Linked DNA regions of Homo sapiens: region 2 is linked to region 1. Evidence: read pairs that join two places in POLR2A ChIA-PET (ENCODE). Cell type or tissue: GM12878. All regions are shown on one strand. Each heading gives the region's core, and the rest is flanking DNA. Links, peaks and the distances in the headings are about the cores only.

What was found. Peaks named below come from ENCODE experiments on the same cell type or tissue, not always from the same donor. Only the 100,000 strongest peaks of a DNase experiment are listed, where the experiment ranks them.
Region 2: POLR2A ChIA-PET joins it to region 1 with 21 read pairs; 2 of 35 experiments call an interaction of 5 or more read pairs at or near these places.

Annotation. Positions count from the first base shown.
Region 1 is chr7:126,717,624-126,720,544 of GRCh38, forward strand. The region is part of intron 7 of GRM8 (glutamate metabotropic receptor 8); the gene reads right to left. Among named protein-coding and RNA genes, the nearest start is that of MIR592, 340 kb to the right of the region's middle. RefSeq lists an enhancer at 2,663-2,712. In GM12878, for the core only: no CTCF peak of the experiment used is centred there; no DNase peak of the experiment used is centred there; H3K27ac peaks cover 713 bases.
Region 2 is chr7:126,656,234-126,659,154 of GRCh38, forward strand. All of the region lies in intron 7 of GRM8 (glutamate metabotropic receptor 8), which reads right to left. Among named protein-coding and RNA genes, the nearest start is that of MIR592, 400 kb to the right of the region's middle. RefSeq lists enhancers at 1,369-1,438, 1,749-1,798, 1,979-2,028. In GM12878, for the core only: no CTCF peak of the experiment used is centred there; a DNase peak (open chromatin) is centred at 1,608; H3K27ac peaks cover 2,081 bases.

The DNA.
Region 1 (2,921 bases), core at 207-2,706:
TACTTCAAATAATTGTGGAATCTAACATTTTAAAATACATTCCCTTTATATTACATATTACCAATTTACATACTTGTAAAAACATAAAAATTTAGGAGGCAATAATTTATTTACTCAAAATTATAACAGGACTTAAATTACCAATTATTTTGGTTAATATCGGAATAATTTTATGGACAAAAAATCATTTACTTAGAAACCGTGCTAAGAACATAAATTTAACATCATCTAAACTCTTTGCTTATTTCTAGGAGTAACTCTTTCATAAGTACATAGTTAGATAGGTTCCTTAGTTTGAATGGTGATGTCTTTAATAACTTCGGTGTTGGCCGGGCGTGGTGGCTCACACCTGTAATCTCAGCACTTTGGGAGGCCAAGGCCGGCGGATCACAAGGTCAGGAGATCGAGACCACCCTGGCCAACACGGTGAAACCCCGTCTCTACTAAAAAAAAAATACAAAAAATTAGCAGGGCGTGGTGGCAGGCGCCTGTAGCCCCAGCTACTCGGGAGGCTGAGGCAGGAGAATGGCGTGAATCCAGGAGTGGGAGCTTGCAGTGAGCCGAGATCACGCCACTGCACTCAGTGTGACAGAGTGAGACTCTGTCTCAAAAATAATAATAATAATAATAACTTCAGTGTTTTTTTCTCTATTTACTCAGTTTTCCAGAGGGAAGGCTAAGCTTGTTCCATATTAGGAGGTTAAAAAAATGCGTACTTCAGTGACCAAGAGTGTTTATACCTGACTATTTTAGGCTCAAGCTCTAGGGTGGGGGTATAGTTGATTCACAGATTTTTTGGATTTTGATTCTGAAATTTCATATCCTGGGGTGAGTTATTTGCAAGAATTTGTAGTGATGAGCTTTTGTCTCCCTGTGCTAGTGAGTTGTTTTGCTGCTGTGTGGTGGAGGCCAGGACTTTTCAGGGTGATGCCTCCACTAGCTACTTTGCAGGGCATCATAGCCAACTGAGAGTCAAAGGTAGATGTAACCACATGTGAACTTCAGACTTTCCATTTGACTTGCATCTCCAGCCCTCTAGAATTATTCACTGCAGGGATCAGCTCCATTGTTCATGCTTTCTATCTCTTCCATGTCCAGAACGGCCTGAGTGCCACGAGGTTCCAGTTACTGCACTATTATATGTTCGTGTCAGCCACTTTCACTTGGGCTCTCACCATGATTATGAACTCCTTAGAGATACTCAAATACATTTCTCATGAGGGTAGCTCCAAATCATTTTCATAATCTGCCATACTTTCCAGCTAAATAACCTTACTATCTACTTCTTTAAGGAAAAATATTAGGGTCTGTACCATTATCTTTCATATAGTTACTTTTATATACTTTGGAAATAATTTAATGTAAAATCAATACTGCATATTGTGGGACAATGGAATTACCTGGGTTTTGGAGTCAAACACATGTGAGTTCAATTCTTAGATTAGCTACTGAAAAGGTGGGAGGGTTTAGAAAAATTATTAAAGCTCTGTGAACTCCAGATCTTTTTTTACCTAAGTGTGTATTATAATAATAGACACTTTGCAAAGTTATCATAAAATATAAATTAATAAATGAGATAATATTGATGGGATAAAAGTATTTTGCATAATTTTTGGCACACAATAAATTATCACAGTATGCATTAATCGTTTTAACTTACTGAGTGATATAAAAGGATATTTTGAAAGTAGTTGTTATTAACACAAACATAGATTTCACTTTCTAAACTACATTAAGTGGTCAAAATAAAATGTTTACTCAATAAAGTATTCATCAGCATGTTTTTAAACCTATAGGAATTCTGCTGCAATCATATTCCAGTAACTGGGTAGGTCTGGTTCAGGTATTGTACTAAAAGGAGTCATGAACTAGGTTGTAAATGATTTTGTCAAGGTGTCAGTCATGTCATACATGAAAGTATGCTGTTGTAAGTCTGTGAGAGTCAACATGTGTGAAAAATAACAATGAAGGGCCAAGGAACCACCACGACACCTTACAGAGGTGTATTATTGGACAGCCCTGTGATAGCTGTGATAGCTGAAGTTTGCCCAGGCTGTGATCCACTAGTTTTTAGCAGGGTAATCTTTCTGTGCAAAAATGCCACACAATTCACCAGGCCTCCAGGGAGCTGGGAAATCACAAATAGACAGAGACTTGAAGAGTGGGTGGATTTTTTTTTTTTTCTTTAAAGCAGCAGCTGTTAGTTTAAAAGATAGTCTTTAGTCTTGAAAAAAAAAAAAAAGAAATACAAGGTATTTACTGATTTCTATAGCAAGTTCTATATTTTTTCTTTTCCCTTACTTCTTCTAATTCCAATGTTATGTTTTTTAAAGTAATAGTGATAATTTTATCAGTGTCTCTAATTTATAATGTCTCTAGTAAGAGTAGCTGTTATATCAATATACTATAAACATACCCTTTCTTACTTGTCACTCCCTCCTCTCCTTCTGCTTCTTACCTTCCTTTCTTGTCTCTCTCTTCCTGTTCTTCCTTTATTATGTATATTTAACTCATGTTATTCTCACAATTTTTTTTTTTTTTTTGAGATGGGATCTGGCTCTGTCACCCAGACCGGAGTACAGTGGCATAATCATTGCAGCCTCAACTTCCTGGGCTCAAGTAATCCTCCTTCTTCGGCCTTCTGAGTAGCTGGGACTACAGGCATGTGCCACCAAACCTGGATAATTTTTTAAATTTTTTTTTGTAGAGACAGGGTCTATGTGGCCCAGGCTGTTCTCAAAGTCCCAGGCTCAAGCGATCCTCCTGCCTCAGCTGGGATTACAGGTGTGAGCAACTGTGCCTGACCACAAGTTGCCTCTTAAATGAATAAGTGGTTATTAGAGCAGTCATCATTCTTCTGACAGAAAACCTTCCTGACAAGGGTTTCATATGTGAATATAATGAAAGCAAAATTTAACTTT
Region 2 (2,921 bases), core at 261-2,760, 61 kb before region 1:
ATCCTTTCCTTCTGGTAGTCAAAACAGTGAGAAATGTGAAGGAGGGGCTTAGGCAAAAGCCAGCCTTGACGGCCTGGGGCATCTTATTGGCATTTGAATTGGTGAGAGAGCTAACAGTTTCCACTCCTCCTCATGTTATTTTGGAAGCAAGACCTACCAAACAGGCCAGGCACAGTGGCTCACTCCTGTAAACCTAGCACTTTGGGAGGCCAAGGCGGGCGGATCGCAAGGTCAGGAGATCGAGACCAACCTGACCAACATGGTTTCTACTAAAAATACAAAAATTAGCCAGGTTTGGTGGCACGTGCCTGTAATCCCAAGCTGCTCAGGAGGCTGAGGCAGGAGAATCGCTTGAACCTGGGAGGCGGAAGCTGCAGTGAGCCGAGATTGTGCCACTGCACTCTAGCCTAGATGACAAAGCAAGACTCTGTCTCAAAAATAAAAAAATAAAAAAACAAAAGACCTACCAAACAGAACCACAGCCACTAAAAGAAGATCAGAGTTAACAGTTGGACAGAGAGGGGTTATTTCTGCATGTTGGAGATGCTTGTGTTCACAGAGTAGCTGTGTTTATCATTAATAATAATAATAATAAAAAGTTATGCCTCTCATCAGTAAGCATAGCCTTTAAAAGCTAGGCATATTCAGGGAAACAAATTCATCCACTTCTGACATCGGTTGCAGGGTCTTACCTCTGGCAACAGATTAATGCATTAGCAAGGAACCCAAATGAAAAGTGCTTATGTAGACAGCACAATGGCTGTGATTTAGTAATGTTCGTACAGCAATTTATATTTACTGAGTGCTACAATGGTTTCTATTATTTATTCTTCAAGAGAAATCCATGAGGTACTGTCTTCATTTTTTTAGGTGAGGAAAATAAGGCATAGGGAAATTAATATGGAATCACAGAGATCAAGTCAGGTTGTGCCTGTACACACAAAAATAACCTTTTAGAAAGGAAAAATGAGCTTAAGTTACGAGATCAAGTCAGGTTGTGCCTGTACACACAAAAATAACCTTTTAGAAAGGAAAAATGAGCTTAAGTTACTTGCTTGACATTAAATATTACATTGGTGCAAAAGTAATTGTGGTTTTTAATTGTGGTGAAAACCGCAAATACTCTTGTACCAACCTAATAGAGCAGTGGACACTGACATATTTTCTTAGCAGTAAAAACAACCCCCCCCCAAAAAAGTCACATACAATTCCAATTTACAAACAAGATAACAATTACACAGCATTAGTAAACCAAATATAAATTTCTAACGTTTACTAATTATTAGGGCAATCAATGCTTTAGGAACATAAACTTTGAAATCAGAGGGCATGTATAATAGTTCCAAGCTTCTATCACTCTCAGCTTCTGTGAATTTCAGAACTTCTGAACTCCAGAGTCTGCAGGCTTTAGGAAGAAAGTGTTTGCCTAAACATAACAGGTCAAAAGTATAAATTCAGTAAAACTACTTTGTTTGCATAAACCTAATGACATAGTGTGTATGCTGGGAATGTACTTGAACCTTTGAATTCAGTTGTTTAATTAGTGAGCTATTGTGGTGGGGGTGGAGTGAGTGGGGAAACCCACAGAGGAGGAGCCTCCGCTGAGTGATTTAAAGCGTGCAGGAAAGAAGGCCTGTGGCCTGTGTATGCATAGGGGGAGCTCCTCCCTAATCCTCATTATAGATTTGTGTTCTCTAAAGCCGGAAACGACAAACTAAAATTAAGTAAAGAGATGCTAACGGTTATATTAATTTTTAAAGAAGAAACAACAGCCTGCAGCTGATGATGTGTTGGCTGGAATGGCCTGAGCCGCTGGGAAAGAATTTAATGGAACTAGAGCTTTTAAAAGTCATATGAGTTCAAAAGGGGAAACAGGAAAAATAAATAAAGAGAAGTAGGCAGAAAGAACAGGTGAGATTCAGCTGAGTGAAGTTGATGGCATAACATATGCTGAGGCCACACATTTCCAACAACAGTCCATCAGCCATGAGCTGAGTTATGGCTCCCAGAGTCATGGAAAGCAGTTCTGAACAGAAGCTAAATGTTGGTGAACTCAAATTCCAAAAAGAATAAAGTCATGCTTCTCCAGAGACCAAAGAGAAGATAAAGAAAATGGCCTGGCCTTATACTTGAGGGAGAAAGCAAAATGATTTACAAAGAACAGAACTAGTGATTGGAACCAATGAGTAGGACTGGATGAGCAGAGAATAGGATCTAAAACTGGCAGTCTTGGAAGGAGCCTAAGAGAGCATCGAATCCAAGAAGTTTGGGGATGATAAATGTGAGGCACATGTATCACCTGTTATCTATGTCCACAGTCCACTCAATACTGCAACCTGGTCCAAGATGAATCCTGTGGCATTGGGTTTATCTGTTAACAGTTTATAAGAAGACCACATTCTAGATCAACTGGAGCAAAATACTTCAACTTTTTACACCAGGGAACCAGGGATGATGTATGTGCTCTAAGGAACTGGAATGGAGGAATATACTTTATGTAAAGAAGGAAGACCAGAAATCCCAATATTAGATTGGAAAAAAAATCCTCTTCGTCTTCTGCCGGGCCCGCCCAGCAGACCCTGGCCAAATGACAGATGAAAAAACGTACACAGACACAGGTGTTTTGCCTGGCCGCGCGGCTAGGGGACCGAGCCACTCACAGACATCAAGGAGGATGCCGTAAAGAGTCACAGAGGCCGCAGCCTTGACAAGCGGCCGCTACAGTCATTTATTCAGTACAGATATAAAGACAAAGGCCTTGAGGCAACACACTTGTAGGTAATTAATATGGTTGCGCCCCGCCCCCCGCCCCGCCCCCAGGTTCAGAGGCCTAAGTAAACTAACTTACCTTGATCAATTCTCTTACACTTCCTTGTTATCTACTCTTAGAGAATTCAGCTGCCTTCAGCCCAATCCTTTCC